2 separate regions of the Homo sapiens genome follow, and region 2 is linked to region 1. Evidence: read pairs that join two places in POLR2A ChIA-PET (ENCODE). Cell type or tissue: A673. All regions are shown on one strand. Links, peaks and the distances in the headings refer to the core of each region. The heading gives the core; the rest is flanking DNA. Region 1 overlaps ANXA6 (annexin A6). Region 2 holds the start of NDST1 (N-deacetylase and N-sulfotransferase 1).

The links. ChIA-PET counts read pairs that join two places held together with the same protein. Peaks named below come from ENCODE experiments on the same cell type or tissue, not always from the same donor. Only the 100,000 strongest peaks of a DNase experiment are listed, where the experiment ranks them.
Region 2: POLR2A ChIA-PET joins it to region 1 with 10 read pairs; 2 of 35 experiments call an interaction of 5 or more read pairs at or near these places.

The regions. Positions count from the first base shown.
Region 1 is chr5:151,108,227-151,120,379 of GRCh38, forward strand. It overlaps ANXA6 (annexin A6), which reads right to left. Exons shown (of 26, transcript NM_001155.5): 18 at 11,074-11,164; 19 at 9,532-9,611; 20 at 8,901-8,954; 21 at 2,401-2,418; 22 at 1,527-1,620; 23 at 229-324. Among named protein-coding and RNA genes, the nearest start is that of TNIP1, 33 kb to the left of the region's middle. In A673, for the core only: a CTCF peak has its summit at 7,262; a DNase peak (open chromatin) is centred at 7,245.
Region 2 is chr5:150,499,383-150,511,535 of GRCh38, forward strand. NDST1 (N-deacetylase and N-sulfotransferase 1) reads left to right here and starts at 8,749. Exons shown (of 15, transcript NM_001543.5): 1 at 8,749-8,844. RefSeq lists enhancers at 2,090-2,650, 2,651-3,209, 10,733-11,306. In A673, for the core only: no CTCF peak of the experiment used is centred there; no DNase peak of the experiment used is centred there.

The DNA.
Region 1 (12,153 bases), core at 2,341-7,340:
TTCCTGGTTCTTCCCTAGCAACAGTTATTTTCTCACCCTCTCCTGCAGCCTCGCACAGACCTCATGACATTCCTGCACAATCACACATTTGGCAGCACCCCTGGAGGCGAACTGTGACAGTGTTTACTTTCCAGTAGTAGCTTCGGAGGCTGCCAAGGTTCTATTCTTCCAGAGAATCTGTTCAAGTTCCCAGTGCCCCCAGCCCTTCCCTTAGTCCCTGCCAGTTACCAATGGCCACAAATGCATCCCTGACATCCCCAGACATCTCCTTCTTGATGGTGTGCTCCACGTCATAGTTGGTCATCTTGATGAACTCCTGGAAGACTGGCCACAAGAGAAGCCCCAGAGGTGGGGGTGAGCTTCAGTGCAGGAGGCGGAGGACCCCTCCTCAGCCCCACCCAGTGCCTCCCACAGGCTGTGCCTGAGAAAGTGGAAGGGCAGCAAATATGGCCACAGCCCAGGCCTAAATGCATTGGGCAAGATCATCCCGATAGAGAAGCTCTGACATCAAGGCTGCCGTGGGCTCAGAGCCAAATCTGTCCCACGCCAGTCCCCGTGCCTGGCCAATGGTCTTAGAACCTCGGCCAAGTTCTGGGAACCCAGGCTGGGGTAGTAAAAGGAGCACGGGTCCTAGTCATGGTTCTGCCCCAGCTCACTGAGGGACCTTGGGTGATCCCTCTCCTTCCTGGGCCTCCTCTTCCTCCTGTGTCCGCTTGGGATGAAGACACAATGATAACACTCAGGAAACACTCACTGAGTCAGGCATTGCGCCAGTGCTTTATGTGTGTTATGTTTTTTGTATCTTCACAACAATCATCTCGGGTAGAGCTAAAACCCTGATTCCTACGTAAGGGAGCTCAGGCGCAGAGATTCGGTGACTTGCCTGAGGTCACATGGCTGTTAAGTGGGGGATTCAAATCAAGGCCGTCCAGTGCCCAAGTCCATTCTTTTAGCCACTATGTTAAAGCACCTTAAATACTGAGAAGTGCCAGACATTAAATGTAGACATTTAATGTAGTGCCAGACATTAAAATGTAAATGTCTCAGTGCAGGACACTTCATGATTACCGAGTGCCAGGGCCACTGCATACAGGTGTGCCCTGAGCATGCGGCAGCCTGTGGTTCAAAGATGTCTATGTGGGTCTTGTGCCACCACCACCTCTCGCTGCCTTGCTCCTGGCAGGCATCGCCAGTGAATCATGACGCGGGACCCCAGAATCCTTAACACAGCACTCTAGGCAGCTACTACCAATCAGAGTTGGCCTTTGAGGTGAAATCCAGTTGCTATACCTAATCCCGGGCATCCCACCTGCTTCCCTAAGGAGGAGAAAGAAGGTGAGGTATAAGTGGTAGAGCCAGGACTAGAACCCAGGGCTCCAGAGTCGCCGTCACCCATGACACGCTACTGCTGGGTTAAGGAGGAGGTGGGTGGGCAACGGGCTCCTCTTGCCACAGAGAGCTGAGAGGCTCTCATCAGATTCTGGGATCTTCCTGCTGAGCTGGGAAGGGAGGAGGTCAGGCCTCACCTCTCCGGAGGTGCGGATAGCTCCGGGTACACAGGATCGTCATGAAACGTGTCTCCAAGGAAGTTTTGTCTCCACTAGGTGTGTCTGCTATTTCCTGCAGAGCCCCAGTTGGAGCAAGGATTTGGGAGGGGAGACATGAGAAAGCCTTGGTTATTATTCACTTTCATGTCTTTGCCTGGGCTGAGGGCAGTCAGAAGCTGGGCTCACCCAGCCATCCAAGGGGGCCGAGACTGGTCCCCTCTTCCTTCCTCAAGCACAATGGCTTCTATACTCCCCTCTCCAGTTCACAAGGACCCTGTGAACTGACAAAGATGGCCTTAGCACTGGGTACTTCCATCCTAGCCTCAGGACCGTGGGGCTGGGGCTCCTAGGAGGACCCACATAGACTCTGAGCATAGCAACTGGGAGTTCCCCTTCCATCCCTCAACCTTTCTGCAAGCCCCTCTGGGAAGGGTGTATGGGGTCATATGCAGAGAAGATGGCCTGGCCAGTGTTTCCCCAAGCGGGGTCAAGGGCAAACACACCCGATCACACTGCACATTAGTGTTTCCATGATTGTCTTCTAGCTAGCTACTAGTTCTATTTATACTGATAGTAAATTCCCCTTAACTCATTTTGGGTTTAAGAGTGAGTCGATTTAAAGATCAGTATTAATAGCTGGTGGTTACACAGCACAAATCGTGCCAGAGATGATTAGCTGAAGTTTGGGAAACACTTGCCTGGCCTATCTTTTACCAAGCAGGGCCCGGAAGGGGAGAGAGAGAAGCCGCACAGCAAGCTCCCAAATCACTGCTCGATACTGCCCCGCTCGGCCCAGTAAAGGCGGACTTTACTCAGAGGCCGTTAAAACCCAAATGAAGAACAGGACACTCACCAAGATCTCAGCAGCCACCTGAGAGCAGGGAGGGGAGAGAGGAGGGAGAGAAGGGAGGCAAGAGTCAGAGGAGGTTGGGGAGGCTGGTGCTGGGGCCCTGGGGTGCAGGGTGAGGGGCCTGGCTGGGAGTGGGAGAGGTCCCAAGAGACCTGAGAGAACCCGGGATGCGAAAGGAAGGGGGGTAGGGACAAGATAAAAATACCTTCCTATGACCTTTTGGGCTGGAGCTCAGAATGCGGATAGGCCTGGCAATAACTAAAAACGTGTTCACTTGAAGGGTAAGAGAAAGACACAGAAATGGGGAACTCTGCCCTTCGCACCCCAAAACCCAGAGGAGATTCCAGGCCTGTTTCTTTGTCTGAAAGTGGAAATAATCCCTGCCACTTCCTTACAGAACCACTGAGATGTAAATGTGAGCAGTGCAAAGTTCTCTGCACCCTTTAGCATATTCAGAGTTCCAAGGCAAGAGACATGTAATTTTAGCCTTCATGTTACAGACAGGAAAGACTGGCCAGCTGAGGCCTTAAGGGGAGCTGACCTGCCTGGAGGCACACAGCAAACAGTGATGGGAAAGTCATTTTACAAGGGTTACTTTTAATCACTGCACTATGCAGAGCACAAAATTCTGTGGTTAGGACACTATTTTGTTAGGCAAATAGCTGTGACTTGGAGAGCCTGGGAACAAAATACCCAGGCTCATGTACCTAGGCTGCGTATTGCTTTCGCCGTTCCCCCAGAAACTCTGCTGACTTTATTCTATTGGATAGACTGAACTCTTTATAAACTTCACAATAGCCTATACTCTGGAAACCTTCCTCTTCTTTTCATTGCATAATTGGCAATGTCCGTTAAAAGTTAAAAGGCATATGCCATTTGATCAAGCAATTATATTGCTAGGAATTTGCCCTACAGGTATACTGGCAAAAGCCTTCCACGATAGAATACAAGACTGTTCACTGCAGCATTCTTTTTAATTTTTGGAGACAGGGTCTTGCTCTGTTGCCCAGGCTGGAGTACATTGGCACAATCTCGGCTCACTGCAACCTTGACCTCCTGGGCTCAAGCGATTCTCCTGCCTCAGCCTCCTGAGTAGCTGGGACTACAGGTGTGTGCCACCACATCCAGCTAATTTTTTTATTTTTTGTAGAGAAGGGGTCTCACTTTGTTGTCCAGTCTAGCCTCAAGCAATCCTCCTGCCTTGGCCTCCCAAAGAGTGCAGTGGTGCGATCTCAGCTCACTGCAACCTCCACCTCCCAGGTTCAAGCGATTCTCCTGCCTCAGCCTCCTGAGTAGCTGGGATTACATGTGCATGCCACCAGCCCAGTTAATTTTTTTTTTTTTGTATTTTTAGTAGAGATGGGGTATTGCCATGGTGGCCAGGCTGGTCTCGAACTCCTGACCTTAGGTAATCCACCCGCCTCAGCCTCCCAAAGTGCTGGGATTATAGGCACTGCACCTGGTCAGCATTTTTCATACTAGAGAAAAACTGTAAACCATCCTGAGATTGACTTGTTAAACAGGCTATGACTTATCCAATCAATGGAAACAATCCATGCAGTTTTTACAAAGGATAAGATTATCTACAATGCTGATAAGGAGAGTTTCCATTTAAATTAAGTAAAGAAGTAAAGTATAGCATATTTTTGTGTAATATAGTGTTTCTTTTATCTAGATTCAAAAAAAAATAGACACTCACTTTCTCATACTTCCTGGGAAGTACTTAAGAAACTGTCGAGACACCTTTGAGGAGAGGGACTATGAGGGAAAGCTTTCGCATTTTTTTTATTCTTCCTGAAAATTTCTTAAAGATGCAAAGATATTATTTCATTTTAAATTTAAATGTTAAATAAGAGTTATCAAGGCTACTAGGATTATGGGCTGCTTCTGGTTTTTAAAATATTTTTCTGTATTAAAAACAACCTATGCCAGGCACAGTAGCTCACACCTGTAATCCCAGGACATTGGGAAGCCAAGGTGGGAGGATCACTTGAGCCTATGAGTTTGAGACCAGCCGGGATAACGTGGAGAAACCCTACTCTACCAAAAAATTAGCTGAGCATGGTGGCGCACGCCGTTATTCCCAGCTACTTGGGGGGCTGAGGTGGGAGGATTGCTTGGGCCTAGAAGGTGGAGGTTGCAGTGAGCCAAGATTGTGCCACTGCACTCCAACCTGGGTCTCAACCCTATCTCAAACATCACAAAACAAAAACCTAGTTGAACCCTGAGGACATCATACTAGGTAAAGAAAGCCAGTCATAAAAGCATAAATACTGTATAATTTCACTTACATGAAGTCCCCAGTCAAATTCACAGACATAGAAAGAATGGTGGTTGCCAGGGGCTGGGGGAAGGGAGAATGGGGAGTGACTGTTGAGTGGGTCCAGAGTTTTGGTTTTGCATGACGAAAACAGTTTTGGAGGTGGCTGGTGGTGACAGCTGCCCAACAATGTGAATGTACTTAATGCCACTGAACTGTATACTTTAAAATGATTGGCCAGGCATGATGGCTCACGCCTGTAATCTCAGCACTTTGGGAGGCTGAGGCAGGTTGATCACCTGAGGTCAGGAGTTTGAGACCAGTCTGGCCAACATGGTGAAACCCTGTCTCTACTAAAAATACAAAAAATTAGCCGGGTGTGGTGGCAGGTGCCTGTAATCCCAGCTACTCAGGAGGGTGAGGCAGGAGAATCACTTGAATCCGGGAGGTGGAGGTTGTAGTGAGCCAAATTGCAACACTGCACTCCAGCCTGGGCAACAAGAGGAAAACTCCATCTCAAAATAAATAAATATATAAAATGATTAATATGGTAAAGTTGATATGTATTTTATCAAAAATTTGTAAAAACTTATGCTAAATAAAACGGTATCATTTTTAAAAAGAGAGAGAGAGGGACATGTTTAAAAAATTTAACAGAAAAGAATCCAAAGTCCCAATTGTTCTCACTTACGCGGGTCAGAGTACCCTAGACATACTCGGTTTTTCAAAGCATCTTTAAGATAATAATATCTGTAATGTAAAAAAAAAGTGGTGGGACACTAAATTAATATTCACCACAAAAGCTTGTTCTTATTAGCCTAGCTACTTCATGCAAAAATTAATCTGGACAGTTCCTCAAATGGTTAAACTTAGAGTTCTCATATGACCCAGCAATTCTATCTAAGAGAAATGAAAACATATGTGCACACAAAAACTTGTACACAAATGTTTAGAGCAGCATTAGTCATAATAGCCAAAAGGTGGAAATAACCCAAATGTCCATCAGCTGATGAATGGATAATAGACTATTATTTGGCAATGAAAAGGGAGTACCAACATGCTACAACACGGATGACCCGTGAAAACACTGTTAAGTGTTTAACATAGTGTTTAGGTTAGTGTTTTCTTAAGTGAAGAAGCCAGTCCAAAAGGCCACGTATTAATATCACTGTATTGACATGAGGTGTTTGGAAGAGGCACATCTGGAGAGACAGAAAGTAGATTAGTGGTTGCTTAGGGCTGGGGGGTTAGTAGGATATGAGGAGTCACAGCTAATGTGTATGGAGTTTCTTTTGGGGGTGAAAAAATGTTCTAAAATTGATTGTGGTGATGGTTGCATTAAGTCTGTGAAGATACTAAAAACCACCAAATTGTACACTTTAAATGGGTCAATAGTGGGGTAAATGAATTCTATTTCAAGAAAGCTGTTATATTTTTAAAAGCCTGGGCCAGGCATGGTGGCTCACGCCTGTAATCCTAGCACTTTGGGAGGCTGAGGCGGGCGGATCACTTGAGGTCAGGAGTTCATAACCAGCCTGGCCAACATGATGAAATCCTGTCTCTACTAAAAATACAAAAAAATTAGCTGGGCATGGTGTTGGGAGCTTGTAATCCCAGCTACTTGGGAGTCTGAGGCAGGAGAATTGCTTGAACCCAGGAGGCAGACGTTGCAGTGAGCCAAGATTGCGCCACCGCACTCCAGCCTGGGCAACAGAGCGAGACTCCGTCTTAAAAAAAAAAAAAAAAAAAAAAAAAAAAAAAAGTCTGAGTATTGATTATCTAAAAATGACCACAATCCTTCATTTCATGGTAGGTCTATAATAATTATTTATAATTTATTGCTCTAATTGGACAACAGAGTGAAAGGGGAAGCAATTAACAATCACTGTGGGGCCACAGTTGGAAATTGGACATATGTTCAACTGGTTAATAACAGTCCCAGACTTCTAAGAGCTTGAGGGTGTTCTAGACATCCAGAGTGAGAGACCGCCAGGGAGGCAGTGTAAAACAGGCAAATACAAACTGCCAAGTACTCATGTGCGTTATCTAAGGGGGAGCTTGACTCGGCCCTATCAAATGCCCTTAATTTTTATATACATTTTGCTCCCACATTTCCATTTCATCTCTGGAAATTCATTCTAATGAATAATTCATGAATGTGATAAAAGAGTTTGCTACTAGGAAGAAGGCTGGTTAAATAACATGGTAGATTCAGATATGGAACAGTATATAGCCATTAAATGATATCGTTGATTTAAAAATGCAACAATATTCACATAGTATTAATTTTTAACTGTCAGAAATAAAGAATCCACTTTTATATATACATAGAGAAGCAACTAGAATAATGTATGCCACAATACTGACAATGCTTATTACTATTAGGTTATGGAGTCTTTTTTGGCTTCTCCTTATTTTCTAGTTTCTATAAAAGAATGTACTGCTAGTTATAAGAAAATGAGCTTGGGTCTAGCATCCTAAATCTGGAGAAGCAGCCGAGTTGGGCAGGGATCTCGCTCAAGGGTCCCTTAGCTATTTCCACCCGGGTTCTCTCTCTCCACTTCTCTCCTTTTGCGAAGCAGCTGTCAGCAAGGCCCACCACTGCCCCCTGCTAGCGGCAATTGGAAGCACAGCCTCATTGGCAAACCAGGCACCAGGCAGAAGCATTCCCTGGAAGATCAATTCAGGGTTGGAGGATGGATTTGGGGTGAGAGCTGAGATTTTTAAAAAACTCTCAGCAGCACACGAGGCTGTTCACAGTAATACTTAATAAACGTCTGTTGAATGAGTGAATGAAATGTGGCCTCAGCAAGCCACCCTAGTGTCTGGCTGGGTTCTCAGCCTAACCCCCATCCATGTGCCCACAATGTAGCTGAAATGCCATACATTTAAATGTAACCCTGCAGCTTTTGACAACCATATTCCAAAGCAAGGGTTGGACAACTGGACAACAACAGCTATTTGATGTGGAAGCTGCAGGGGACCTTAACTCTACTGGGTCTTGGAAGATATTACTGTAAATGGAATTAAGCATAGACTCTGGCATCAGGCAAGCCTGAGTTCAAATAAAACCACCACCACTTAGAAATTCTTTCATTGAAGAGGTTAAGGAGCTTCATTTTCTTCTAGTAAAAAGGGAGAACATAAAAACGTATAGAATAATCTTGGCATCGTTCTCAATATATAGTATGCATTCTAAAAATTATAATTACAATTCTGTAACTGTCAGGTTCCAGCTAAAGATTTTTCTAGCTCAGATGCTGTTGTAGCAAACCACACTTCTGTTATGGGACCTGGGAACAGAAAAGTTGGTTCCCTGACTCTCAATCCATCAGTGCTCTTTTCAACTCACCAACTATAAAAGAAGGGGGCTGGATGTCTATAAAAGTCTGTGGTGTCTGTGCCCCACATCCCTGGACACAGCTTTTGGGGGCGGGAAAATGAGGCAGTCAGAAGAGATGGAGACATGGACCTGGGTCAGGCTACTGGGTGCTGGGATCAAGGTGCAGGTCAGTGGGGGACAATGCACTGGCCTCAGTAGGGACTGCCCAGCCATAGAACCCTCAGGGAAAATGAATTTGGGGTTGTCCAACCTCCAGAAGAAGCCATTTCCAGACCTCAAGCTCACTAGGCTAAGGAGCAGGGCTGAGGCAGAGCAGCCAAGAGACTCCTAGAGAACCCTTTTCCCTGCTATTCATTCAACAAATATTTATTGAGCACTGATCATGTGTTACTTTGGATATATCAGTGAACAAAATGAAGATTCCAGCCCTTGAGGAACTTACTTTCTAGGCTCGTCCCAGGACACTCCCTCCAATCTCGGTCCCATTTTACAGATAATAAACCGAGGCCTTTAGCACTCAGGCCCTCTTCTCAGCAAGTTCCCAGACCAGCTCTCTAGGGGTCAATTCTACTGGGGCCACTGATTTGCTGTGTGACTTTCAGAAGTCATTTGCCCTTTCTGGACCTCCATTTTCCCACTGTAACATGAGGGCTTTGACCTGGGTGATCTGCAGGTCCCTGCCAGCTCTGAGGGTCCTGCTATTCACCTAGGAAATGCCAGTAATACCAGCACCACACTTCTAAACCTCATTTCTACAGTCTAAGTATCAACCAATCAAACCAACCACGCCCCTGCCAGGAGCCTTCACTCACAGACAGGGCCCGGCGTAGACACGCATAAGCTGGACCTACATCTCAGGGACACCCGGCAGAGGTGACTGGGGTGGGCTGGGGGTCTTACCTGGGCATCTTCCCGTGCCTGGTCCAGGTTTTCTCCTCCCTCCTCACGATGCCCCTGCAGCAGGAGCAGCAAGAAAGTTCAGTCCCCAAACATCGACCCATCTCCATCTCTGTACCACCACACACCCTGCTCATTTTCACCTCTCTGAATGCTCTTCCTCATCAGCTACACAGGGACGAAAATCCTGCCTCTATAAGGTAGGCTGTTGTGGTCATTAACTGAGAATGTGTGCAAGACACTTAGCACCAATGCCTGACACACAGCAAGCTCTCGGTAACTGTCAATGAGGGTCTGCCATTTTGGTTATGGGAATTCAAGAGATGGTGACAGAAGCTCCCAGGTAACAACACAGGAGAGGGTCACCCATATGGCTTTGTCCTGTGAGCTGGGGGCCCAACAAGCCAGGACAAGGGCCACCAGGGAGGACTGTCTGGAGAAGGTGGTACCACGCCAACTTTGACAAGGGAACAACAGGGGTAGGCGGTGGAACTCTAAGGAGGCAAGTGGGGAGACACCCCCTCTCCATCAGGAGTGCACTTCTAACTCCCCTGTGCCCTCCACTCAGTAAACCTTCCCTTCCTCCCAGGCCTCCCGATGGGCAAGCCGACCTGGGGCCCATGAATTCACTCACCGTGGCCAGAGAAATGAGGATCCTCCTGAAGTGGCCAGATGTGTCTGAGCTCAGAGCATCCTCCAGGGACTTGTGATAGTCTGAGGCAGAGAAAGGGGGTGTGGGTAGCTGCTGGCCAAGAAGGATTTGGTTGCGGGGAGGGAGGTCCAGGAAACTCAGGCTTGAGCCAGGGCAGTATTGGCAGGGGGAGGTGGGGATGAAAGGGTTTGTAACTGGCTCATGGGGGCATCCAGCCATCCTCCTGCTGATTTTGTAAGACAATGGGCATTCCCATCAACCCATCATCTCCCCTCCATCCCCTCAGCTCTGTCCCAGTTGAGGTCCCATTGCATCTCGCCTTTAATATTTAACAGCCTCTTAAGTCACCTCCCTGTTGTCATTCTCTCTTCTACCTTCCCTCCTGCATGGCAGTTGCTAAACCCAAAAGCAGAGCTCTGACTATGTCACTCCTGTACTCAAAAATTCTGCCATTTTAAAGCTGCTTATAAGATAAAAAATGTAAACTTTTTTTTTTTTTTTCAAGACAGGGTCTCACTCTGTCACCCAGGCTGGAGTGCAGTTGGCATGATCAAGGCTCACTACAGCCTCGACCTCCCTGGGCTCAGGTGATCCTCCCACCTCAGTCTCCTGAGTAGCTGGGACTATAGGCACATGCCACCACACTTAGCTAATTTTTTTGTTTTTTGTTTTTTTTGAGATGGAGTCTCATTCTGTCTCCCAGGTTGGAGTGCAGTGGCGTGATATCGGCTCACTGCAACCTCTGCTTCCCAGGTTCAAGTGATCCTCCTGCCTCAGCCTCCTAAGTAGCTGGGGCTACAGGCGCATGCCACCACGCCTGGCTAATTTTTGCATTTTTAGTAGAGACGGGGTCTCACCATGTTAGCCAAGTTGGTCTTGAACTTCTGACCTCAAGGGATCCACCATCTCGGCCTCCCAAAGTGCTGGGATTACAGGGGTGAACCACCGCACCCAGCCAATTTTTATATTTTTTGTAGAGACGGGGTTTTGCCATGTCGCCCAGGCTGGTCTCGAAGTCCTGGGCTCAAGCAATCCGCCTGCCTGAGACTCCCAAAGTGCTGGGATTACAGGTGTGAGCCACTGCACCTAGCCGATTTAAACATTTTTGACTGGTACTCAAGATTCTTCAGAATGAAAATATGGGGCCACTCGCTTAAAAATGAAGAATTTCTGGACAGTGACAGCATAGCTTGCAACCAAGTGTGGGGCCCTTCTGGCTGTGGGGCCCTGTAGAACTGCATGGACTACACACCCCTAGAGTCGCCCTCCCTCTCTCCAGCAGGCCAGAATGTTCTCTGTTCCCACTTCCAGCCAAGCCCTTTTCTACCTCCAGGCCTTTGTCCTACCAGGACACCTGTCTTTTCCCCAGACACAGGGATGGGCACACCCAAGAGGCTTATCAAATCCTCAAGGACTGAGGGAAAGGAGACAGGCCAGAGTCCTGGGCAGAGCTGTGGGCTGGGGTTGGAAGTTGGGGGGCCTGGCTGTTCTCCCAGCATCTGGGCCCAGGCCTCCCAAACTCACCCTCCTTATAGGCCTCATTGATGGCCCGGATTTCAGCATTGGTCCGAGTGGCCAGGATTTCAATAAGAGCCTTTTCATCTGTGCCGGCTCCCTGGAATGTCAAGGCAAAGATGATCTCAGCCATAGTTCTGACCTCCTGTGCAGAGGTCCATGGGGCCCGGACGGCTAAAGCTCAGGCCAAGCATTCCTGGATTTTCTCCTCACCTCCAGACATGGCCCTCAGGCCCAAGACCTTGGCACAACCAAGGCTGACTATGCCAGCCTCTCAAGATCCCCAGAACCTCCCATGTGAACTGCTTTGCCTTCCAGCCCCCCAAACAGAAAAGGTATATAGGCGTGTGTGTATAACACCACATATACACATGAACATCTGAATAGAAATTTCTACTTGTAAGTATTGGAAGAGAACAGAAGGACACGCACATGCCTCACAGTGTTAACTAGCAGTTTGGTCTCTGTGTGAGTGAAGGATCACAGATGATTGCTATTTTCTTCTTTTTTACTCTATTTCTTCAAGTCTCCACAGTGAACATGTATTATTTTGTTAGAAGAAAAAAAGTTTTGTGCTTAAGATAAAATGCTAAATTTTTTTTCTTTTGAGACAGAGTCTTGCTCTGTCGCCCAGGCTGGAGTGCAGTGGCATGATTACGGCTCACTGCAACCTCCGCCTCCCAGACTCAGGTGATTCTCCTACTTCAGCCTCCCAAGTAGCTGGGGCCACAGAAGCATGCCACCATGCTTGGCTAATTTTTGTATTTTTTGTAGAGACAGGGCTTCACCATATTGTCCAGGCTGGTCTGGAACTCCTGGACTCAAGCCCAAAGTTTTAGGAATACAGACGTGAGCCATCATGGCTGGCTTACATTTGTTTACTCTTGGATTTGAGGAGTGATTTATGAACTGAGGCGTTACATGCCCTGGACTAAGGCAGGCTGGGGACCTGTCATGCAAAGATCTGCACACAGGGAAGCAGGGAAACTATCAGGGAGGAGAGGAGGCAGGCAAGATTGACTGATTGATTGACTGAATGAGTCAATGACTAATTCACTCATTCAGGTACTTGTTAAGACACCTATTATG
Region 2 (12,153 bases), core at 4,871-9,870, 610 kb before region 1:
CTGGTCACTGGAGGCATCTGAGTTTGCAACCCTGTCCTTAAGCTATGAACCACTTTCTCTCCTACCTTGTTCCTTTGTGGGCTCTTCTAAGGCAGCGGGTGTAAGGGCTGTGGGCTGAATCACCTTTGTGTCCCTCGAAGCATGGAAGCATTGGAGCATCATGCTTAGGCTCAGGACGGTTTCCCCAGTAGGAGCATAACAAGTGCTTCCTGTGTGAAAGCAGGTGTGGCCATGGTCTATCCCTCCAGCTGTGAAGGTTCCATTTGCTAGAGGCCTCTGGGTCAGCCTGCTCTGTGACCCTCGAATCCTCCCCCAAGATAAGCTCTGCCTGCGTAGCCACTGACCCAGGCGGCTTCTTAAGCTGCAGATAACAGTCCCTGAAAGGGCGGGCCCCACCCTGCAGTGTAACCAAGGAGAGGAGCATCCACCTGCAGCTGTCACCAGGTCTTACTCTCATGGTGGGCTTGGAGGAGTTTAGGGAGGGGAGGACTGTGCTCAGCAGCCTTCAGAGGATATCAGGTCCAGACCTCTGTGTGCTGAGGCCAGCAGGGTGAAGAGGGGTGTGGACCAGTTCAGATGTTTACTGGCCTGGGCTTCTTCTCCATTGGGCCTCTCTGTGCTTTCTCCTCCTAGAGTATGTTGCTTTATCCGACAGCTCCCTTGTCCAACTGTCTGTCCCGTCAAGGTTTATTTAACTCATTCAATTGAAATCTTAAGTATTCCCTGGGGCCTGCTAAGATGTCTTCTCCTGGAAGAGGTCTTAGCTGAGAGGTTGCAATTGTTCTGGCTACAGGAAAAACCTGGGAAGCTTGCAAAAATGCATGCAGATTGCTGCCCCCACCCGCTGCCTCCTGCTCTGATTCTTTCATTCTAGGGTGTAGCCTCCCCATCCTGAGAACATTCAGACCAGGGGGTCTATAGACCACTCTTTAAGGACTGTCTTAGTGCATGGAGCCCAGGGCTGGTAGGGAGGAGCCTTGGGTGGCTGTTGTGCTGGGCGACATTAACCATGCCCCTTTCTCTCTCTGGGCTACTCTTTTGCCCCCTGTGCCAATGTTCTGGGCTTCCCCAGTTGTCGTGGCTGAGTGCAATGTGAGCTATCCTTGGAGAGGATAACACAGAGTGGATTGGGGCAGGTGCCAGTGTCTGGGTGGGGTGAGGGCTGCCAGTCCTGGCCCCACCCTAGCCAGGCCCAGAGGAGTTTCACATTCACATTAGGGAACAGGTCAGGAGAGGAGGCAGACTGAAAGCCTGGCTCAAAGTGGGCAAGTGCTGTGCCCCTGGTATCAGGCCCCACAGGGAAAGCCTGGCCTGGGTGGCCCAGTGACCTGGCCACAGGCTGAGGGGCTCTCCTGCTGTGTGGTCCTGTGGCAGGCAGGCTGAAACATCAAGTGCAGGCATGAACAAGCCATTTACAGCCGGGTAAACTGAGGTACATAGAGGGAAGACACTCTCCTAATGTCACTTGAGTGGGTGGAAAGCTGGGCTGGGACCCCAGGTCTTCCAATGCCAGGCAAGGCCACACTCTTCCATCTCCACCTCCCTCTGCAGGGGCAGTGGCAGATCATCTAGCTGGGACAATCATCTGATTGTCTATGACGACCTAGTTAGAGCCTGGAAAAATGAACCATCGTCACAGCCACCCCGGAGGCATGAAACCGGTTGGGTGTGCAAATTACCCCTCAAACATTCTCCATCCCATTTTTTGTTGTTGTTGTTTTGTCTTTCCTTAAACTATCTGATGGGACAGCTGCCTCTGTGCCCGCTTCCGCCTGACACTGGGCTTCGTGCTCTTCATTCTGAGAACAAAGCTTCCTTCTGATAGTCCTCCTGCTGACCACAGGAAAAGGGCAAGCGTAGCACCAGCCTCCCTCCTCTGCCTCCTCTTGCTGGGAGCATGGGGTAGGCAGCCTTGGATGGATGCTGGAAAGGCCATGAAGGTGGGTGGCGGCGGTCCAGTCCACATTCCCTCTGGCAGCCCAACTGTCAGGACTCAGAAGTTCTCCCTCATGGCCAAAAGGAGAGGAAAAGGCACCGGACAGGGACAAACGTAAAGTCTTGTCATCCATTGGTCCAAGCAGTCAATTGGACTAGAACAGGACTGGGAATTTGGCTGGGAACTGGCCAGGCGAAAACCCTCAGGGTTTTAGCTGGCCCAGGTTGAGTCTTGTATCAGCCTCTAGCCCCTGGTCTGTAGGGGCTGTGTAAGCCTAAAGTTGTGTGTTCAGATGAGGGAGACAATAGTCCCTCATTCAGTATATTTGTATTAAACATCTACTTTGGTCCAGGCTCTTTTCTAGAACTGGGATGCAGCAGTGAACAAAACACATGGAGACCCTGTTTTGGACGTGGGGCTGACATTTGAGTGGTGGGATGAAATGAACAGCCCAACAAGCTCACTGTCAGGTGGTGAGATGTGCCTGGAAGAAAAATAAAACTGGCTTGTGGGTCAAGAGTGTGATTTGGGGGAGTGACCCAGCCATGTCAGGTGGTCAGGATGGTCCCTGGTGAGGGGCAGTAGACTCCGGGAGGGTGGCCCACGGGAAATTGAGGGAAGAATTTTCCAGGCAGAGGGAGCTGCAGGGCAAAGGCGCTGGAACTGGAGGGCATGGGTGGCCAGAGGCAGGGCTGAAAGAATGAGAGGATGGTGGAGGAGAGGGGCCAGAGGGCATGTGGAGACAGGTAGGGCCTCTTGGCCATGGGGAGGACTTTGTTGTTTGAGTCTGAGTGGAGGGGAAGCTGCTGGCGGGCCCGATGTGAGGACTGACTGGTTTGGGTACACATTTTAGAGAGACTGCTGGGGGTGAGGGTGGACGCAGGATGACTAGCTGGGAGGCTGCTGCAGTCTTGCCACGAGAGAGGTTGGGCGAGTCAGTGGTGGGTGGGGACGGCGGGGGAGCAACCAGGGGTTGGTTCTGGATTTATTTTGCAGGATGAGCTGATGGGATTTGCTGATGGATTAGATGTGGGGTGTGAGAATAGAGTGTTGACCGCAAGGTTTCTGGCTTGAGGAACTGGAAGGACAGTTGGACAGTATTGCTATTTACCAAGACAGAGAAGGCTGTGGGACAAGCAGGTTTGGGAAGAGCAATTAAGATTTGGGGTCAGCTGTGCTGGGGTGGGGCCTATGCTGGTGGGGGAGGGGCATGGTGCACATGGGTGCTGGGTCCTGCATGTTCCTGTTGCTGTCAGGAACAGCAACAGGGGTTGTGTGAGGGGCCCCAATGCTAGGAGTCTGTTCTGTGAGAACAAATGTTTCCTGGTCCCTTCATGTCCTTTTCTCTCTCTGCAAACCTCCCTCTGCTTTTCTCTTCCTTTTGGACGAGGAAAAAGGCAGATTCTGAAGCCTCATTGTCACTGTGATGGTCCTAGCCTTTCTGCCTGGCATGCCTCCTGACAGGGAGTTCCTTCTGGGGTAGGCAAGGTTGGGGGCGGAAGGGTGGGGTGGAGGTTCAGGCCTTATCCTGGCTCTGCTACCAACAGAGCTCTTTGCCTTGGTTTCCCCTCCTGTATGGAGAAGGGTTGAGGTGGCCCCAGGGTTCTGAGGGTGGCAGGGAGCATTTGAGGAGGCCACATGGCACAGTGGTTAAGAATCTGGGCTTGGGGTCAGGCAGGCATGGGCATGAATCCTTGCCTGCTGCTTGGCTGTGAGACTGTGGACGAGTAACATAACCTCTCTGAGCCTCAATTTTCTCATCTGTAGAAATGGGCCAGTGATAGTACCTGCCTCACAGGGTTACTGTGAGGTTGAATGAGGAAATGTCCATAAAGCACTTAGTGCCAGGTGCAGTGACTCGTGCCTGTAATCCCAGCACTTTGGGAGGCTGAGGCTGGTGGATCACCTGAGGTCAGGAGTTCGAGACCAGCCTGACCAATATGGAGAAACCCCGTCTCTACTAAAAATACAAAATTAGCCAGACACGGTGGCACACACCTATAATCCCAGCTACTCAGGAGGCTGGGGCAGGAGAATCATTTGTACCTGGGAGGTGGAGGTTGCTTGTGGTGAGCCGAGATTGTGCCATTGCACTCCAGCCTGGGCAACAAGAGTGAAATTCTGTCTCAAAAAAATAAACAAACAAAAAAATAAAGCACTTAGCAAGGCCCTGGCATATAGCACACCTAGTAAACCAAGGCCTCTGCTCACAGTGACCCATGCAGGCAGGCAGGTAAGGGGCTTGGCCTAGTGAGTGGGAGGAACCGTGGGAGGTTATTGAATAGGAGCATGCCAGGCATGTGGTTTGATGGGGCAGCTGTGAGTGTGGAGACTTGGGCTGAGTTTTCTTAGCAAGTCCAAGAGCCCCTTCCACCTTCCAGAGTGAGAGCTGCGGGCCGGCCCTAATGGACCATCTTCCTTTCCCTAGCCAAGGGTCTTCATTGGCTTGGCATGGGCAGCCTCTGTTTTGCACAGGTCCCTTGGGGTGGGGTGGTCATTTTCCTTAAGGCCTCCTATAGGACCCCTTGTCTCTATATCCCAGTGGCTAGCCTTAGGGAAATGTGAGGGAAGGGCTTTGGGGGTGTGTGACATCAAAGGGACTTAATTTACGTGTAGGTAGGGCTCTGGACAGGGCTGATGGGTCAGGCGGATCCTGGAGTGGCAGTCCACTGGACACTGGGAGTGACCTCGGTTTCTGGTCTGCATCCAGGCTGGGTGGTGCTTGCTCCAGCAGAGCCGTGGAGAGGTTGACAATGGGTGGAATGTGGCCCCTTCAGAACCCACACTTCACTGGTGCCCAGGCATGCCAGCCAAGCCCTCTGCTTCTGCAAGCCTGTTTCCCAGCAGTTGAGCTGTGCCAGGACAGCCAAGGACATTTCAGAGTCCCCAGGGCTCATAGCCAGGCTGTCACCGGGCATTGCTTATTTTCCCAGGGCCCAGGAGTCTTCAGGGATGGTGGGGGTTCTGGAGATGTTCCAAGGACTTTTCTTAACAGCTTGGTAAATTGAGGTCTGGAGAGAGCAAGGCACTTGACCAAGGTCTCACAAGGCCGCCTCCCTCATATCTGCCACTCCCCTCTGTTTCCGTGTCCTCTGCACAGACTCCTGGCCTTCTGCCTGGACGTTTGTAACAACCTCCCTCTTGTGGGCTCCCTAAGAGCTTTGTTTGTCCTCCATTATCGTAATCTTGCCATAATCTGCCAGATGCACACACTATTTGATGTGTCTACCTCCTGTCCCCTCCACTGACTGCCCGTGACAGAGTCTCCCCGACAGAGCTGTGCAGCATGAGGTTTAGGCCCCAGGCTCTGGAGCCAGTCTGAACTCTGTTTGGATGCCAGCTCTGCCCCTTCCTGGCCTGGTGACCTTGGGCATGATACCCTACTTTTCTGAGCTGCTGTCTTTGTGAAATGAAAACAGTAGCAATACTTAGTTGATAGGAATGTCAGGACAGTTAAATGGGATAACGTGTGAAATGCAGAGTACAACACCTGGTACCAAGTAAACTCTCAGAAATGGTCATCATTGTCCCAAAGGCCCATCAGTTGGTTGAACTGGAAAGTCGTGAGCATGGAGGAGTAGACCCAAGCTTGGACTGGGAGGCAGAGGATGTGGGCTCCAAGTTCATCTCAAACATTGTGTTCCTGTGTGCGTGTTGGGAAGCCACTTATCCTCTGGAAACCCCACTTTCCTTTTCTGAGAAAGGGGGAAGAAATCCCTGCTATACTTTAATAAAGTTGGCATGTGATACCGCAGCAATGCCTGTGAAAATGCTTTGCATCTGTGTAATGATTTAAAAATGGCACAGCGGTGGCTGTGGTGTGCTGATGGCGATGAGGGCATTGTAACCACAGTGGTGGGCAGCTGGCCGGGCTGGAGGCTGGTTCATCTGTGGAATGCTTAGTGCCCACACGGACTTCCCCATCCCTGCCTACCTGCTCCCGGCTGTCCACCAGCCTGCCTTCACATTAGCCCCGGCATTATATGCTAGAAAATGTGGGAGGTGCAAAGAGCTGATGGCATTTCCCCAGCCCTGGTGGGTTTTCTGTTATCTGTGGCTGATGCCATGGAATGTGGGGATTAAGAACCAGACAGATGCTGGTTCGAATCTCAGCTAAGCACTTCCCAACAGGGACCTTAAGCAAGTTGCTTAATCTCTGTGGACCTCAGGCTCCATATTTGTAAAATGAGGCCATGATCAAGTAGAGGCCAAGCATTTAACAAAGAGCCCAGAACATAATGGCATCAGGTGGTTGTATAATGTGTATTCTGCCTGGAACGTGGTCACTGACAACGTGGTGACTGACAGGTTATCGATGGCAGGAAGCTGGGGCCACTGTGCCCATTTCGGGGATTTGCTGCAGAGGTCGGTTATGCTCCCTACAGAATAACCCAGCTTAGATTTAGGAGGGTCTATGGAATCATATGGCATGATTCAATTTTTTAAATTAACTCGTTTTTTAAAATTTTATTTTTTTTAGAGATGGGGTCTTGCTGTATCTCCCAGGCTGCAGTGCCATAGTGCAGTTGTAGCTCACTGCGGCCTTGAATGCCCGGGCTTCCAGCAATCCTCCTACCTCAGCCTCCTGAATAGCTGGGACTACAGGCTCGTGTCACCATGCCTGGCTTCATGATTCTGTTTTATGTGACCAAACTGAGGCCGAGAAAGGAGTGGTACTTGCCTGAGGTCACAGGCAGGTTGTGTAAGAAGGCCGGGCCTAGGATGAGGCAAGTGAGGCATCTAAGTGCAGCGTCTCAGGAGGTGCCCGCTGTGTGCTTGCACATTGTGGAGAATAAGAACCTTTGTTTTTGAGAGAGGGTCTAGCTGTGTCGCACAGGTTGGAGTGCAGTGGTGCAATCTGGGCTTACTGTAGCCTCAACCTCCTGGGCTCAGGTGATCCTCGCACCTCAGCCCTCCCATATAACTGACTATAGGCACACGCCACTACGCTGTCTAATTTTTGTAATTTTTTTTTGTAGAGAAGGGGTTTTGCCATGTTGCCCAGGCTGGTGTTGAACTCCTGGTCTCAAACTCCTGGGTCAACCTGCCTTGAGCTCCCAAAGTGTTGGGATGACAGGCGTGAGCCACTGCACCTGGCAGTGAGCACCTTCTAAAAGGCTCCTCGCGGGCCTCACCTGAGCCTAGTCCTGGGTGAGTTCCTGATCTAGGACTGGAACCCTGGTCTCCTGGCCCCATGAACTGTTCTGGACCCCTGCGAGGTACTTTTTAGAGTCTCGCTGAGGCCTCCTATTCCTCTTTAAAAGGAGCCTCTGTGAAGTAGGTCACCCAGTGCTTTTTGCTCCACGTTTCTGTTCTCTAGCTGTTGTCTGTGTCCTAGAGAAAGCCGGGCCCACTTGCCCCCACCTCTCCCCACCTTCTGCCCCCTCCCCCTGCCAGCTGCGCCTCCATGTAAGTACTTTGAGTCCCTTAACACCCCAAGGCGTGTTGGTGGCCAGCTTTTGTCGTGATGACAAGCCCCAGCAAGTCTACAGGGACTGGCTGCTTTCATGTGGGCCCTCGGTGAAGCCTCCTTGGTCTCAGCAGGCCCTGTGTTGTACCCACCAGGCCTCTAGGAGATTAGGGGGCTTCTGTGGCTCCAGATGGCTCAAAGCTTTTCCCTTCCTCTGTGTTATCCCTAGCCCACCTGGCTTCCGTCCTCACTGGCCACGGGGCTTGGGGGATTTTCAGTCTCTCCAAGGCTCTGGCATCTTCCAGAGTGGGCTAGTCTTGGAGTGTCCATCTGAGCCATTCTTTCTGTCACCACTGCTGGGCCTGCCTGCTGGGCCTTAGGTGACTTCTTGAGAGGTGGCCAAAGCTGCTAATCCCTGGAAGGGGCTCCTAGGATTTCCCTGTGGCTGGCAGGACCCTTGGCCACCCACGTGGTGTGACATGAGGAGCCTGGAAAGCCAGCCCAACCTCCATCCTTAAGCCCCACGTATAAACATACCTTTTTTTTTTTTTTAACTGCAGCTCTCAGAGCCTGCAGTTCTACTGTTGTCAGGTTGCCTTGTGCTCTCCTTGGCATCCTCTAAGAAGGCAAATACCTTTTCAGCTGGGTGCTTTTAAGCATTTGCTGTCAAGAAGCAAGCCCTGGCCAGCCTGGCCCTTTTCCAGTGTTCTGTGTGACCGTGGCCAAGTTGCTTCTCTTCTCTGGGTCTCGTCTTTGTAAGACCCTTTTCAGCTCTAGCACTTTGAGGCTCCAGCATGGATTCTTACACCCTCCACACCTTTGCCGGTCACCTTTCTTCCTTCTCTGCAGGGTGGGGCACAGGGAAGGGCCTGGCAGCTGAGCTGGGTGGGGCCAGGGGCCAAAAGCCAGCATCATAGACACTTTTCCCTCCAGCTGGGCATACCAGTCCTTCCTCTTCTTCTCAGGACAGGTGGGGAAACTGAGGTCTGGAGGGGGAAGGGCCAGGGCTGGAACCAGGACCCAGTTATCCTTATTGCCAGTGAGTGCTCCTCCTGCTGTTGGCTGCTACCTCTCTTGAGAGGGTCAGAAGACCCACTAGCATGAGGGTCAGGGACATGCTTTTTCCTTTCCCGTGGAAGGCTCCTCCAGGCAGGGCTTGGGTGAGGCAGGCGAGGTGCCAGTGGTTCCCTGGGCACGGGGCAGAATCGGAGGAGGACATCCTCTTTCTGAGGTTAAGGAGGTAGGGGCTGGAGGCCTTGACAAGGGAGGTGGCATGAAGGGGCGTGGAGGTTTCTAGGAACGTGGTTGGTGGCGCAGGGTGCTCTAGGGCCACCTCCCTCCCTTGCTTCTGCCTTCCCTTTCTCCTGGGGAGGGGACTGGGCCAACAGTAATGCCATTTTTCCTGGCCCTGGGATTAGGTGCAGCCGTGTTAAGGAGAGGACATTCGAGAGGGCGTGGCGAAGTGAAGAGGAACCTCACGCCACTGCCTGGAGCTCCGGTGGGTCTGGGTCTGGTCATTGTCTCGCTGGCTCCTGTCCACTCTGACCACTGTCCCTGGCCCCCTGCCCTGTCCAGTCCTTCCAGGTCCATCTGAGTGTGTGTGTGTGTGTGTGTGTGTGTGTGTCCCCAGGAGGGATCTGGGGGTACAGGCTGGCACTTGAGCCTGGCACTGGGTCCTGCCTTCATTCCAGATCAGAAGCAGCTCCCGGAACTGCCCCAGGGAGAGGTCTAGGCTGACCTGGCAGATTCCTGATGGAGGAGAAGGAGGAGGAGGCTGAGGGATGGGAAGGAAGGGCTCAGTTTCTCCTGTGGCTTCTCCAGACAGCTAGGCATGTCCACAAATCCACCTGAAGCCAGCAGGTCCAAGAGTTTAAAGATTTATTTCAGGGCCACGGGGGAAGCTGAAATGGTGAGATCCCAGGGCTCTCAGATGTTGTGTTTGTGGCTTTGGTCCTGTCTAGACTGTGAGAGCCATGGCTTGTCAAAGCCAGAGGGGCCCCTAGAGAATTTCCATGTTCTTAACTTGGCTTTTGATGGGGGCCAGTCACAACCACTCTGAATTTGTGTGTCTGGGGAGAGAATCTGCTAATAGCCATCATTAGATTCTCAAAGGGTTCTATAACCCCCAGAAGGTCACAGACTTCTCCTCTAGTCCATACCCCTCACTGCAGTTGCAGAAACTGAGGCTCAGAGAAGGGAAGGGACTTGCCCAGAGACTCACAGGCGGCAATGGAGGCTGTGGCACCCCCTGCCTCTGTCTTCCTGCCAGCATTCTGCCTGACCTTACAAGCTGGGGAAGCTTGGCTCATTCAGGGGACAATGACCTCTCATCCCCTGATGAGAGGAAGGGGATGACTGGGAGGGAAGGACTGGGAGGCTGTTGTGGTTTCCAGGCCCGCATGGATTTTGGCTTCTGCATCCTTGAGATGGAGGCCCCTGAGTCTGCCTGTGCCTTGGAATCTCTCAGGGTGTATCTGAGGCCTGGAGTCGGGCATGCGGGAGGGTGGGGGCTAGTGGTGACCCACATTTCCCAGCTCCTCTGCAGGGGAGGCAGATAGGGGAGAAGCTCAGGGTGTGATAAAATTGTTTTTACTTCACTGGGCATAAATGACAAATAAATGAAGTGAGGGTTGGGAAGTGCTTGGTAGAGCGCCTGGCACATGCCAGGCCGTGAGGCGAGGTGCTCACCATTGTCCTTTGCGGTGCCCTGCTAGCTGAGATCTCCTGCTTCTGACCCTCGCTCCTGCCTCTTCCTTAGCATGAGGCCTCTGCCTGGGGCAGGAGGTGGCCCCCCTTTCTTTATTTTTTTTGAGATGGAGTTTCGCTCAGGCTAGAGTGCAATGGCGCCATCTCGGCTCACTGTAATCTCCGCCTCCCAGGTTCAAGCGATTCTCCTGCCTCAGCCTCTGGAGTTGCTGGGATTACAGGCATGTGCCACACACCTGGCTAATTTTGTATTGTTAGTAGAGATGGGGTTTCACCGTGTTAGCCAGGATGGTCTCGATCTCAGGACCTTGTGATCTACCCGCCTCAGCCTCCCAAAGTGCTGGGATTACAGGCAGGGGCCACTGCCCCGAGCCGCCATCCCCCTTTCTTATATTGGGGTGTCTGATGGGGGCGTGAGGACCCTCTGGCTGAAGTCCTGCCTTGCTGGGTTCCATGGTGCACCTCTCTGCAGTGCAGGCTTTCCCAGGAGGCTGAAGCTCAGCTAGAGAAGCTGGGTCAGCAGCCCTGGGCCTGGTCACCTCCAGGAAGCCTCTCTCCTGGGCTGCAGACCTGGCTTGGGAGTGGTGTGGAAAGTAGGACTGCAGAAGGGTAACGAACAGGGGCTGTGGGGTGGGCTGGGAGGGGCATCCTAGCTCCACCTCTGCCCAGCTGTGTGACTTCGAGCGGTTGCTTACCCTCTCTGAGCCTCCATTTCCTTGTCTGTAAAGTGCTCATAGCAGTGACACCTCTTTCAGGGTGTTAGGATTGAGCGTGATGGAGCAGGTAAGGCTCCTGGCACAGCCCCACATGTTCGCAGGAGCTTAACGTTGGCCGCCAGTAAGGGAGGTTATGATATGTGTTGGGATATGCTGCTTTGTTCCTTTTGAGTGTCTGTGATCTGAGCCTAAGGAAAAAATAGTTCTGGATGGATTTGACTCTGTCATAGGCAGATTTGGGGATAGGGTGGGCAGAGAGCCCCATTTTGGGAAGATTTGTGGCCACTGCATAACATTCTGTGTGATGGACCTGACAGCCTTGGTGTGCGTGAAGAGCCTCAGTGGGACTGTCAGGACTGTCCCGTCCTTGGGACGGGAGGGTGGCAGGTGACCTGCCGTGTTCCCCACACAGCCCCACCCCCAGGCTGTCTGGTATGTTTGCTCGGTAAGCCCTTTTTTTCAGAGCTGGTACAAAGGTAAACTCGCAACTCAGGCCCTGTTGGAAGAAGGACACATTCTCAACAAGTGAGGTCTAAGTTCCTGAGGTTTTCTGTTGGGCCTTCCCTGCCAGGGAACCCAGAACAGATTCACAAGTTGAGAACCAGGGAGTGAACCAGTAGTGCTTAATGCTTTGTTTCCTTGTTGATTGACGGATGATCTGTGAGCTACTTCCAAGAAAGATCACTAGAGGCTGCTTGTGATACTAAAACACATATAAAATGGATGAAAACAAACACAGACAGAAAACTATTGAAAAGGAATGGAGAAAGGGATGTGCAGGGCATCTGGCAAATGTTAGCTGTCTTAGGTGATCACAGAGGGGCTGCGGAGATGGGGGATGAGGGGCCCAGGCTCTGGAGCCCAGCAGCTGTGTGCTGAAGTTCCCATTCACCCCCTTATTAGCTCTGTGGGCTGCAGCAAGTGACTGGCCTCTTTGGACCTCAGTTTCTCATCCGTATAATGGGGGGAATCTAGGTCATGGTGCTGTGGTAAGGTTGAAATAATGGCATGTAACGCAGACATGGCATGTCTCATAAATGGAAGTTAATGTTATTAATGCATTTAGCTTGGAGATGCCGCGTAGCAGATTCACAGAGGGGAAGGTAATTGGCAAGGGCACAAGGCTCTTGAGTACCTGCTGTGGGTAGGAGATGGCTTGTGCCTTGGAAAGCTTTCAGTGAAGTTGGGAGCCCCATGTTCTAGTTGCAAGAACAACTGATACCTGGTGTTGCGTGGTGGGATGTGGAGCAGGGGAGCTCAATCAGGACTTTAGAAATCCAGAGCAGGCTTGTTCACCTCCCTGCTGAGGCTGGCATTGGAGGAGGAGGGACAGGGTTTTAATGGACAAGAAAATGGACCAAGGTAAATGAGAGTGGGGCACACCA